3 separate regions of the Homo sapiens genome follow, and regions 2 and 3 are each linked to region 1. The links are chromatin contacts, found by Hi-C or POLR2A ChIA-PET in ENCODE. All regions are on one chromosome and are shown on one strand. The core of a region is the stretch at or near the end of the contact, and the rest is flanking DNA. Distances in the headings are between cores, read along the strand shown. Region 1 holds the start of ARGLU1 (arginine and glutamate rich 1). Region 2 holds the start of CLYBL (citramalyl-CoA lyase). Region 3 holds the start of PCCA-DT (PCCA divergent transcript).

What was found. A loop is a pair of places that touch in the nucleus more often than their neighbours do. ChIA-PET counts read pairs that join two places held with the same protein, here RNA polymerase II (POLR2A). Pooled maps may share reads with other maps.
Region 2: a map of CD8-positive, alpha-beta T cell shows a loop between it and region 1 (9-fold over the local background). The contact joins the promoter of CLYBL here to the promoter of ARGLU1 in region 1. A Hi-C loop is called at or near these places in 2 of 168 maps with a recorded cell type or tissue (CD8-positive, alpha-beta T cell and naive thymus-derived CD4-positive, alpha-beta T cell), 1 of 37 single-sample maps with no recorded cell type and 9 of 50 pooled maps. POLR2A ChIA-PET finds 5 or more read pairs at or near these places in 1 of 52 experiments (activated T-cell).
Region 3: a loop to region 1 is called in a map with no recorded cell type, with 6 times the contacts of the local background. The contact joins the promoter of PCCA-DT here to the promoter of ARGLU1 in region 1. A Hi-C loop is called at or near these places in 1 of 168 maps with a recorded cell type or tissue (breast epithelium), 1 of 37 single-sample maps with no recorded cell type and 6 of 50 pooled maps. POLR2A ChIA-PET finds 5 or more read pairs at or near these places in 1 of 52 experiments (SK-N-SH).

What each region holds. Positions count from the first base shown.
Region 1 is chr13:106,566,051-106,569,824 of GRCh38, reverse strand. It overlaps ARGLU1 (arginine and glutamate rich 1), which reads left to right and starts at 1,688. Exons shown (of 4, transcript NM_018011.4): 1 at 1,688-2,252. The coding sequence starts at 1,906. RefSeq lists enhancers at 1,547-1,616, 1,627-1,746, 1,422-2,332 and a silencer at 2,227-2,526.
Region 2 is chr13:99,605,078-99,608,851 of GRCh38, reverse strand. It overlaps CLYBL (citramalyl-CoA lyase), which reads right to left and starts at 2,162. Exons shown (of 9, transcript NM_206808.5): 1 at 2,095-2,162. The coding sequence starts at 2,156. It overlaps LOC105370332 (a long non-coding RNA gene), which reads left to right and starts at 3,003. Exons shown (of 3, transcript XR_931674.3): 1 at 3,003-3,090. RefSeq lists a silencer at 1,822-2,381 and enhancers at 2,103-2,397, 2,320-3,299.
Region 3 is chr13:100,086,865-100,090,638 of GRCh38, reverse strand. It overlaps PCCA-DT (PCCA divergent transcript), which reads left to right and starts at 1,696. Exons shown (of 2, transcript NR_132422.1): 1 at 1,696-2,006. PCCA (propionyl-CoA carboxylase subunit alpha) reads right to left here and starts at 1,546. Exons shown (of 24, transcript NM_000282.4): 1 at 1,414-1,546. The coding sequence starts at 1,518. RefSeq lists a silencer at 1,217-1,396 and enhancers at 1,677-1,936, 1,967-2,016.

The DNA.
Region 1 (3,774 bases), core at 439-2,938:
ACTCTGAGAAATAATGTCTATTATTTATAAATCACTCAGTCTAAAGTATTCTGTTATAGCAGTGGAAATGGGCTGAGATAGGCACTAATTCCAGTTATGAGGTTAGAGCCCTCATGACCTAATCAATATCCCAAAGCCCCACCTTTTAATACTATTGCACTGGTGATTAGGTTTCAACATATGAATCTGAGGGAACACAAACTTTCAGACCCTAGAAGTGCCACTAAAAGAGAGCTCAGAGAGCTAGCTTTCCCCTTCTATCATGTGAGGGCACTGTGAGTAGGTGCCTTCTGTGAGTCATCTGTGAATCTCTGGGTCCTCACCAGCGACCAGATTGGCTAGCACCTGGATCCTGGATTTCCAACTTTCAGAACTGTGAGAAATAAATTTGTTGTTCATAAGCTGCCTAGTTTATGATATTTTGTTACAGCAGTCAACACAGACTAATACACTACTCTTCTTTGTTTCCAAGTTTTCTTGATAATTAATTATGTGATCTTCCATATAAAACTTAAAATTAATTAGTTCTAAAACACATATCCCCAAGAGAATTTGGGACTCTCATGAGAATTGCACTAATTTTGTAATTTGACTTGGGAAGAATTGACAGTATTTTTGATACTGACTACTCACCTAAGAATACAGCATGTTTTACATTTACTAGGGCCTTATTACTGCCTTTTCAGTAAAGGTTTATAATAAAGATTGTGTAACTTGTTAAAGTTTATCCCTAAGTATTTTATGGTTTCTGTTGCCATTGTGGAGGAAATATTATTTCATTTTTAATATGTTTTTGCTTATTCAAATAATTCTAATTTTTCTTCTACTTACTTAAGCTTTATTATTGCACTCAATTTTAAAATTGAGGCACCTAGATTTTCAAGGGTTCCTGTCATCTGCAAATATTAACATTGCCTTTTCCTTTTAGGTCTTAACAATGACACAGTTTGTTGTGCCACATAGGGACGAAGCTTTTCGTGGCTAGGGTTGAGGAGGGCTTGCTGGTTATGTGCAAGGGCTTTGCACAATATGATCTAGGTTCACGTCCCTGCTCTGTCACCTACTGGTTGTGTGACCCTTATTTAACCTCTGTGGACCTCAGGGTCCTCATCTCTGAAACGTGGATAATAGTAGTACTTAATTCAGAATTGTAAGAATTAAGCACTTGTTAATACATTAAAGCATTTAGAAGGCACATTAAGCCCTATAGTAAGCATTAGGTTACATTCATCAAAACCTGCTGCCTACTTACCTCCTGCAAGTCTCATAAGCACTTCAGAAAGTGTGGTGTCTCCATTCTACGAATGAGGAAACTAAGTCCAAGGCAGCAAGTGATGAGTGCAGGGTCACTTGGAGATACATTTTAGGGCTGCCCCACAAGACCAGCTCCTAGAAAATAATGCAATCAATCAACTTCTGCGAGGCCGGACTTAAATCCCACTAAAACGTGCTTAATTCATTCAACAGGCGTTGGCATCTTACCAGGGAGGAAAAAAAAAAAAAGAGTACGCCAAGGCGAAAAGGAGAGTCTCCATCTATTGCGTCTCAGGCTTCCGCCAAGACTGGCGGAAAAAAACGAGTCCGCTCCGAAGCGCTCGCCTGCCTTCGGCAAAAATCGTCAGGAGGCGGGGCCCACGCTTCGGCACGTTTCGCGCAGGGCATTGTGGGAAGGGCGGCCGGTGCAGCCGCAGCTGCCATCTTAGGGGCGCCTGGCGCTACGGGTTTCTCGTTGGAGGCGGCCTTCGTGGCAGCTGTAGACGCCGGGAAAAGGCATAAAGTCCGTTGGCCGACACCTTTCTTTCCTCCGGCCTCGGTAGAACCGCCAGCCCGCGTCCGAAGGCGGAGGCGAGGGGAACTGGCCGCGTGAGGGGCCTGAGGCGAGCGGTTAGAGCGTCTCCCGGAAGGATGGGCCGGTCTCGGAGCCGGAGCTCGTCCCGCTCCAAGCACACCAAGAGCAGCAAGCACAACAAGAAGCGCAGCCGGTCCCGGTCGCGATCCCGGGACAAGGAGCGCGTGCGGAAGCGTTCCAAATCTCGGGAAAGTAAACGGAACCGGCGGCGGGAGTCGCGGTCCCGTTCGCGCTCCACCAACACGGCCGTGTCCCGGCGCGAGCGGGACCGGGAGCGCGCCTCGTCCCCGCCCGACCGCATCGACATCTTCGGGCGCACGGTGAGCAAGCGCAGCAGCCTGGACGAGAAGCAGAAGCGAGAGGAGGAGGAGAAGAAAGCGGAGTTCGAGCGGCAGCGAAAAATGTGAGTGCCCGCGCGGGGAGGGACCGGGGCGTGCGGAGAGCAGGGCGCGGGGCGAGGGCGTGGGGCCGGGGCGGGACGGTGCGGGCCGGGAGAATGGCGGGGACGGTCCGGGGCTGGGGACCGGGCGCGGGAACGGGTCGGAGAGGCGGCGGCGGGGCGGGCAGGCTTGGCGTTTGGAAAGCTTGGGGTGGGACAGACCCAGAAGTTGTTCGGGATGGAAAATTCGAGGGCTTGAGCAGAAAGGGTTTAAGAGAAGGCGATTTTGGCGCGAGAGAGGAGTGGTGTCCCGGAAGTAGGGGTGGAGTTCGGAGTGAGGTCGGAGAGCTGCGTTGGCTTGTGAGGCCGGGAGCGAGCCGGCCTGCAGATGTGGAGGGTGGTGAGCGTTTGCTGGTCGGCTTGAGGAGGAGAGAGAAGGGAATTAACCTTTGAGATGCGAATCACAGCTGGCCAGAAGCATTCTATTGAAGCTCAAATTTGGGACAGGACTTAACTAATCTCGGGAATCATACACTTTAGGTGGTCCGCCAGAAAAATGCATTTTCACTTTAGTGTATTCCTGTTGTTAAGGTGTTGGGATTGCTTTTTTCCCCTTGAGCCTACACCCTCACCCCTTCCTTGAGATGTTAAAAAAAAAAAGCATAGACCTTAAGTGTACAGTGCGATGAGTTTTTTGACCTTTGAATTCACCTGTGTAATCACCATCCCAAAGCCTACCGCTTTTTTAACTTGCTTTCTATTCCTGTAGCAAACACGTGCAGTTTTGTTGTTTCCCTTACACTGTGCTTCTTCAGAAGACACTTGAAGGGTTGATTTTATTTTGGCGTTGCTCCCATGAAGGATATTTAGTGAAAACTAGAGTTAGAGTGTGTTTCCGAAAATGTCAGCTCTCAAGTATTTCTGGCTATGAAAGTAGATGTGGATAAATAATCCCAAACTAAAGGAATTTTTGGGTTTTAAAATTTAGGGATTTGTTGTGTGTTTTGCTTTATGATCATCGTACTTTGATGCTCTGGGTATTCAGTTTCCAAAAACCGCATTGAAAAGTAGATTTGAACAGTCCTACTAACTCCCTATTGAACCAGCCGTACTTGGTCAGTTCTTCAGTGAATATTTAGAAAGTGCTCATGAAGCAAGAACGTTACTGAATTTATGATTTTCTCGAGGCGAGTATATGTGTGCTGAATTGACTGCGTGGTTTGTAGTTTTCTGTAGTTGGGTTTGTGTTAGGTAGATTTTCCAGCACACACACACAGCTTGTTTCTAAAACCAAAGTTACTAAAAGGTAGGACTGGAGCACTAATATTACAGAGGAAGCTGTACCTGGAGCTGTTTTGCTTCCAACACTCCTTTAAAACACATGCAACACTCATTTTTCCTGTACTTAGAACTGTCAGTGATACATATGAAAACAAAGTTCAAGTAATCGTTTCAAATTAAACCTTGATTTTGTAGAATACAACTTTTGGGTCTGCAACAAGGCCCTTAGCTGTAAAGATCTCAAATAGCTATCAACAGATGGATG
Region 2 (3,774 bases), core at 913-3,412, 7.0 Mb after region 1:
AAAAGACTCATCACTTACATAGAACCCTAATAACATTAACGTCTGAATTCTCATTAGAATAATGGAGGCAAAAAGACAGTGCGATAATACGCTTTAAAATGCTCAAAGGAAAAAAAATGCCAATCAAGAATCCTATATTCAGCGGGTAGACATGTCGAGAACAGACCAGTGTGCTAAGGCGGGTGAGGAGCACTGAGTTAACCCCCAGCGTACTGGCGTGGGGACTGTGTGCGCTCACTGGACCCGCTACTGAACAGGTCACAGACGCTGGCCCCCTCAAAAGGCGCCAGAAAAGGACCCTTCTGGACCAGCCTGGATACACTGCCTGAGCTGCTCCTCTAGGGCGAGGGGTGACTCCCCTGTGCCAGGGGCAGCGGAGGAAATGGGAAAGTGGGATGCATAAGACTAGGTGGGTCCTCCCATAGGACATGGGTGACTGAAGAGTCACAGTGCAAGAAGACGTAAGAAGTTCAGACCCAGGCCGGGCACGGTGGCTCACGCCTTTAATCCCAACACTTTGGGAGGCCGAGGCAGGTGGATCACCCGAGGTCAGGAGCTCCAGACCAGCCTGGCCAACATGGTGAAACCTCGTCTCTATTAAAAATACAAAAATTAGCCGGGCATGGTGGCGGACGCCCTGTAATCCCAACTACTCCGGAGGCTGCGGCAGGAGAATCACTTGAATCCGGGAGGCGGAGGTTGCAGTCAGCTGAGATGGCGCCATTGCACTCCAGCCTGGGCGACAAAAGCGAAACTCCATCTCGGAAAAAAAAAAAAAAAAAAAAAAAAAGAAGTTCCAGACCACCAGGCCGGCCATGGTGGCTCACGCCTGTAATCCCAGCACTTTGGGAGGCTGATCCGGGTGGACCCCCTTGAGGTCAGGAGTTCGAGAACAGCCTGGCCAACATGGCGAAACTCTGTCTCTACTAAAAATACAAAAATTAGCCAGGGGTGGTGGTGCACACCTGTAATGCCAGCCACTCAGGAGGCTGAGGCATGAGAATCGCTTGAACCCAGGAGGTGGAGGTTGCAGTAAGCCGAGATTACACCACTGTACTACAGCCTAGGTGACAGACCGAGACTCTGTCTCAAAAAATAAAAATAAATAAATAAAGAAGTTCCAGACCAGGAGCCATACACTTAGTGTTTGAACCAAACTCTCTCATTACTGGTCATAGGGCTTTGAGAATCCTTAACCTTTCTGACCCTGTTTTTTCATCTTTATAAACATGACACCCAACTTCTTCACATGGTGGTCAAGGGAACCAAATGAGACCATGTATGTGCACGTACCTAGGCGATGGGCAAGTGCTAGACCAGCGGTTCTCAAAGTGTGGTCCAAAGACACCTGAGGGGGTCCCTGAGACCCGTTGAGAGGGTCTGCTTGGTCCTCCCTTTCCCAACTAATATCTGCATCTGCATGAGCCCAGAATTTCTTTCAAATATTTCCTTCAAAACAGCTGATATGAGACTCCAGCTGTCCTTTATTAAACCAAAGAAATTTTCAAAAATATAAAAACCATGAGCCAATCTTCTCACTTTTTTTTTGAGAAGTTATGCATTAAAGTGTTATTTGTATTAAAAGTTAATGGGTTTGTTATTAAGTGAATATTTTTTAAATTTCTGGTTTAATTCCTCATGCACAAAAATCAATAGATATAAGCAAAAGCTTTGGGGGGTCCTCAAATTATTTTTAGACGTGTAAACGGGTCCTGAGACCAAACCGTTTGGGAACCGCTGTGTTAAACGAACCGCAGGTGTTCTTCACCAGGCAAGCCGCCTCTCAAAGACTGGCGCGTTCACGTTTGCCATTTGGGGGAGGCAGGCAGTTTTGTTTCCTGGGGCTGAGTCCAGGTAATTCGACCTAAGGTGTGTACCCATTTTCCGGGTGCAACGAGGGCCCTCCCAAAGGGAGGCGCGGGCGGCAGCGACCTTGGACGAGGTCGAGCCAGCGCGTGGGAGGCGCATGGTGCTTCCGTCCGGCTGGGTTCCCGTGAGGGCTTGGGGAGGCCGCGCCCGGCCCGCGGGGCTGCAACAGGAGCCGACCCGCGGCGAGCCGGGCCGGGAAGGCGGGGAACGGGGACCTGCACTCACAGCCTCAGCAGCGCCGCCGCCGCAGCTCCGCGCGCCGCCCTCCGCAGCAGACGTAGCGCCATCTTCCCGACGCGCGCGCCCCGCCCTTTGCCTTTAGCCACGCCCACCCCACATTCCACGCCCCCACGGCGACACCGACCCCCCCCCCGTCCCAGGCCCCGCCTCGCTCTGTCTTCGCCCCGCCCCGTCCCGCCAGCCACACCCCGCCAGCCACGCCCTCCTTCCTCCCAGCACCCGCTCCGCCCCGCGGCGAGTCCCGAGGTCAACTGCCCTCCCGGCCAGGGCTTAGGACCTTCGTCCCCGCTGTCATGGGGGACAGAGCAGAGGATCTGAATGGTTGGGGCCTCTTTGAGGGGCCTCTCTGGTGACCGAATCCAACTCTCTGAGCTTCTGAGTTTTTGAGGCAACTGTTGACAGACTGCGTTTTCCCAGCCAGAAGAGCCAACATTTCTAGGGATTTCTTCGCAGCTTTTGTTGTTAAAATACCGCCTAATACTTTGTGAGCCCCATCATGTGCATATCTTGGTTAGCAATTAATCTAGAGTGGTCAAAGTGCAGGAAGGCTGCATCCTGGAACACACATGCCTGCAATAGGTCAGAGCAGCTGTTGGCACTCTCTGGGCAGGGAAACTGACAGCAGCTCTTTACTCTGCCCCCTGCAGCCGTTCTGCAGCGGTGAGAACGCCGAGGCGTTAAAACAGGCTGGGCCCTGCCCCTGCCTCTTCTTTCACCTTCCCTGATCCAGCCGGCCTCCACCTGCCGACCTTCACCTACCCGGGCCCATGTTACCCCTTAACCATGTCTTTTCCTTGGCACTCGGCATGTTTCTTTTTCAGCTGTGACTCCGTTCCATTCATGCTCTAGACTTAAACCTGAAACCGTTTCTCAGAACCTTCCAGTGGAAGCTGACTTGTGCTCTTGGATGCAAAAAGTGGCCGTTTAAACAAACAAAAGCCTTTTCAGCCAGAGGGGGTTCCAAGATTTGGAAAAGTCCAGGTGACTGGGAACATGGATGCTAAACTTCTGCTGAGCCTAAGAATTATTGTTATATTCGATACCAACAGGGGAGACTGCTCAACCCCTTGGTGCCCTCCCCCAGCTCCCACGCCTGCTCCACCTCAGGCCTCGCCTGTCTACTCCAATTTGGTCACTTTCTTGTCACCACCTTAGTCCCAGCCAGTGCCCGGTCCAGCCATACTGAAGCCTGAGGCAAAGGCAATTTCAGTAACACCAATCCTGTCTTTAATTAAAATTTTGATATTTTGTTCATAATGGGATTTTTCCATTATCTTGGTTTTTAGTTTAGAATATTACTTTTTTTTTTTTTTTGAGACAGTCTTGCTCTGTCGCCCAGGCTGTAGTGCAGTGGCACGATCTCAGCTCACACACTGTAACCTCCACCTCCTAGGCTTGAGTGATTCTCACCCCTCAGCCTCCTGAGTAGCTGGGACTACAGGCAAGTGCCACCACTTCCAACTAATTGTTTTGTATTTTTAGTAGAGATAGGGTTTCACCATGTTGGCTAGGCTGGTCTCGAACTCGTGGCCTCAAGTGATCCATCCGCGTCAGCCTCCCAAAGTGCTGGGCTTACAGGCATGAGCCACCATGCCAGGCCAATATTACTTATCTTTTTTTTTTTTTTTTTTTCTGAGATGGAGTCTCGCTCTGTCGCCCAGGCTG
Region 3 (3,774 bases), core at 447-2,946, 6.5 Mb after region 1:
CACTTGTTACAGTCTCCCTACTAGAGTAAAATTTCTAAGAAAGCAGAAACCATATTCATTCCCCAGAAGTGGAAGACAGGAGATATTCAGTAAATATTTGTTGAAAAAAATAGCTACAAGGACGAAGCTGACGCCCAAGGAAGAGACCTGTCCAATATACAAAGCCTCATGCGCCTGACCCCAAAGCCCACACTTTACACCATACTAACTTGCCTCCTATGTAAATGCATAAGTCTTACAGCTGCAATTGAAGTGGCCAACACAGATGAACAGAATGATAAAGATTAAAGAACACTAAACTGTATGGGAACACAGAAAACAGTGAAAGTCCGCACGCTGAATTGGACACAAAACAAACATAGGTGCCACTCACTTCCATGTCGATAAGCTCCAGCTCTCATACTGCCCACCTGGGGCTCGGTTCCCTCCTCTTTAAAGAGTAGGATGGGGCAGGTCGTCTCTAAAGTGTCTTCAACGTCTAAAATTAAATGACTATAAATCAAGTTATGTGGCAATGTTTTAATAATTATTTTTTAAAAGGAAGTTTAACAAGCACACTGAACCAGCTGACAGATGGTTTTCAGGGGACCTTCATTTTAAAGAATGTGTTCAAGTGCCTCAACAAACCTTATAAAGTAGGTTAGGTGGTCTGTGCCCCAGAATTAACGACAGACTCGACATTGACTGGAGACAGAGCTCAGAAGCACACACAAGCACTCCAACCTGTTTGTCAATCTGCCATCATGACAGCCTAGGTATACAGAACAGTCATGAAATGTGTTTAGAACAGTGCCAAAATCAGGCTCACCACTATACCGAAAAGGAAAGTAAGTTCACGGGATGCATTTGGTACACAGTAGACTGGGGTGTCATACAATTAAAACAGGCTTTCAAATGAAACGTAAAATCTATTGGCAGTCCTGACATGGTATAATACTTTAAAAGATAAGACAAACTCACAACCCTAACACTACTTAAGCAACAGTTCACAGTGTCCCTTCAAAAATGCTGGAAAGAGGCAACAGAACACGGAAACTATAAGGACACCTAAAAAGACACCCTGGAAAGCTTAAGACAAAGCCAATGCCGCGGGGCCCTGGAAGCAGACCTCGAGCAATATGCCTGCCCAAAGCCATCAGCCGCCTCGGAGGGCGTGCGGGCACCCAACTGCCTCTGCCCTAGGCCTCTCTGCTCCGCAGGATCCCCGCGAGGAACAGCTGCAACGAGGGATGCCTCCTGAGCCCGCTGCCACGCGAACTCCGGGAGGGAGGAAAGCAAGCGGTGTAGCTGATGCGGAACCGGGGCGCGGGGGCAGCCGGACCCAGCCAGCGCTCTCCCGGCGCCAGCCGCCCAGAGGCGGCACGGCTAGAAGCCCAGTGAAGCCCGGACCCGCGAGGCCCCGTTGCTCCTCACCTTCAGGGTCCGCAGCGCCGCGCTCAGCATCAGCTGCTGCGGCGGCCACCGCCCACGCCGTCCGGCAGCGACCAGCGGTGCTGTCCCGACCCAGAACCCCGCCATTGTTGTCCCCGCAGACCGCCCCTCTGCTGACCTCTCACACAGCCGGAGGGGGTGGAGAAGGGGAGCGCAGGAGCTCCGGCAAATCACGAGCCAGAAACCCGATGCCCCGCCCCCTAACTTGCGGAAAGGGGAGGGTGAGTGGTCGGCCAGATCCGCCGGATCCGGGATCCGGGAGTCGCGCTAGGACCTGGAGGGCTAGTCGGCGGGCTGCGCGTCCGGCCGCTAGCTGAGCTGGAGGCCACCGGCCAGAGCCGACCCCAGGAGTGAGAGAGACAGGGGCGTGCGTGAGTTCCGGCGGCCTGCACCGGGCAAACCCCGTACCTTCCCAGCATCGGCTCAGCAACCCACGTGCATCCAGGCCGGTCAATGTCATTGAGTCACCTCCGCGCCTTGGCCACCCTGGAGTCCCGAGAATCCGAAGTTCCAGACAAATGCCCAAACTACATTCCTGCATGTTCGAAAGCGTAAATTGCAAAGCACAAATCCAGGTAAGGTTTTTAACGACTGTAATAACACATAAAAAGTTCTAGGTCTGGAAATCAGAGATCCGAGCTCAAGTCCTACCTCTGGCACTTAATATGTGTGTGTGAAAGAAATTAGCCACAACTAGAGTCAGTCTTTGTTGCTCGCAAGCAGAAACCCTTGTTAGTACAACTACTGGCCAGGCGCAGTGGCTCACGCCTGTAATCCCAGCACTCTGGGAGGCCGAGGCGGGAGGATAACCTGAGGTCAGGAGTTGGAGACCAGCCTGGACAACATGCCGAAACCCCGTCTCTACTAAAAAATACAAAAATTAGCTGGGCGTGGTGGCGCACTCCTGTAATCCCAGTTACTCGGGAGGAGGCTGAGGCAGGAGAATTGCTTGAACCCTGGAGGTGGAGGTTGCAGTGAGCCGGATCATGCCACTACACTCCAGCCTGGGTGACAGAGCAAACTCCGTTTCGAAAAATAAAATAAAAATTAGTACAACTATTAAGGGCCGGGCCGTGTGCTAGAGCCTCAGATTCCCTCTTACTTGAGAGTTTACAAGAACCTTAATGGAGTATATATTATTTCCATTTGGAGAAACTGAAGCTGTAGCAGGGTAAAGTCACTCAGCGAGTAAAAGGTCAAACTAGGGTTTGAACCCAAATCTGGCTGCCTTGAGGGACTGGGCTCATGTTTTGCTATATTATGGAAATTTTAAAATATATACAAAAGAGATAAAATTGTACTATGATCACCCAGATACCCATTACACCGCGTCAATGAATCAACATTTTGTCAATCTTGTTTCATCTATTCCCCTTTTTATTTTGTGCAGGAATATTTTAAAGCAAATCTAAGACATCAGACCACCTCACCTATAAACACATCAGTATTGGGGGTTCTCCTCTTAACTACTTTGCATCTCCTGCAGAGTCACCTTGAGAGAGTTACAAAGCTAGGAATGGCCTAGAGTACACTACAGCATGGTAAATGCCCAAAGAGAGAGAAATAAAATGGGGATATCAGAAAGGTGACATTTAATGGAATTTTAGAATGTAAGTAGGGACTTTTGTGACAAAATGAAAAGGATTATCAATTTTACAGGACTTCTCACTTATGTACCTCAGTCTTCATTCATTTTCTACCTGGGAAACTTGCTTTTCTTTTTTCTTTTGTTTTTTGTCTTTTCCCCATGTTTTACCCTTTGGATTAGTTTTCCTTAGGCCCTGTTTGTTTTTCTTATAGGAGTTCTTTTTATGAAAGGCACTTGTAGCAGAAACTGCTTCTCATGCTATCCATTCTCCATGCATTACTTTAGTAAGAGTGCCCCTGAGATCTAGCTGGGTACATGGCCACCCAGCGAAAGGCTGCAATAGCTAGCCTCCCTTACAACGAGGTGTAGCGCCATGACTAAGGTCTGGAATGTAAGGACTGTGCCCTCCATGCCCTCTTCTTTCTTACCTAAACAAAGATCTACATTTCCCAACTCCCACTGCAGCAAGGGTGCTTACCAAGATTTGGTTACTAAGTTTTGGCCAATGGGACATAAGCACAAGTGACATAGACAACTTTTGGGTTATACCTTTAAAGGGAAAGGCTTGCTTTCCACTTGCCCTTCTCCTCTTTCCAGTTTGCCAGAATGTGGACACTACAGTGGAGGTAAAGTTGTCATCTCAGATGATAAGAAGGAAGTTAGGTGATCGGGGAGACAAAACAATATACCAGGAGCCTTTAGTGCCTGATTCTGTGGAGCCGCCACGTCAACCCTGGAGTGCTTTGTTCAGATTT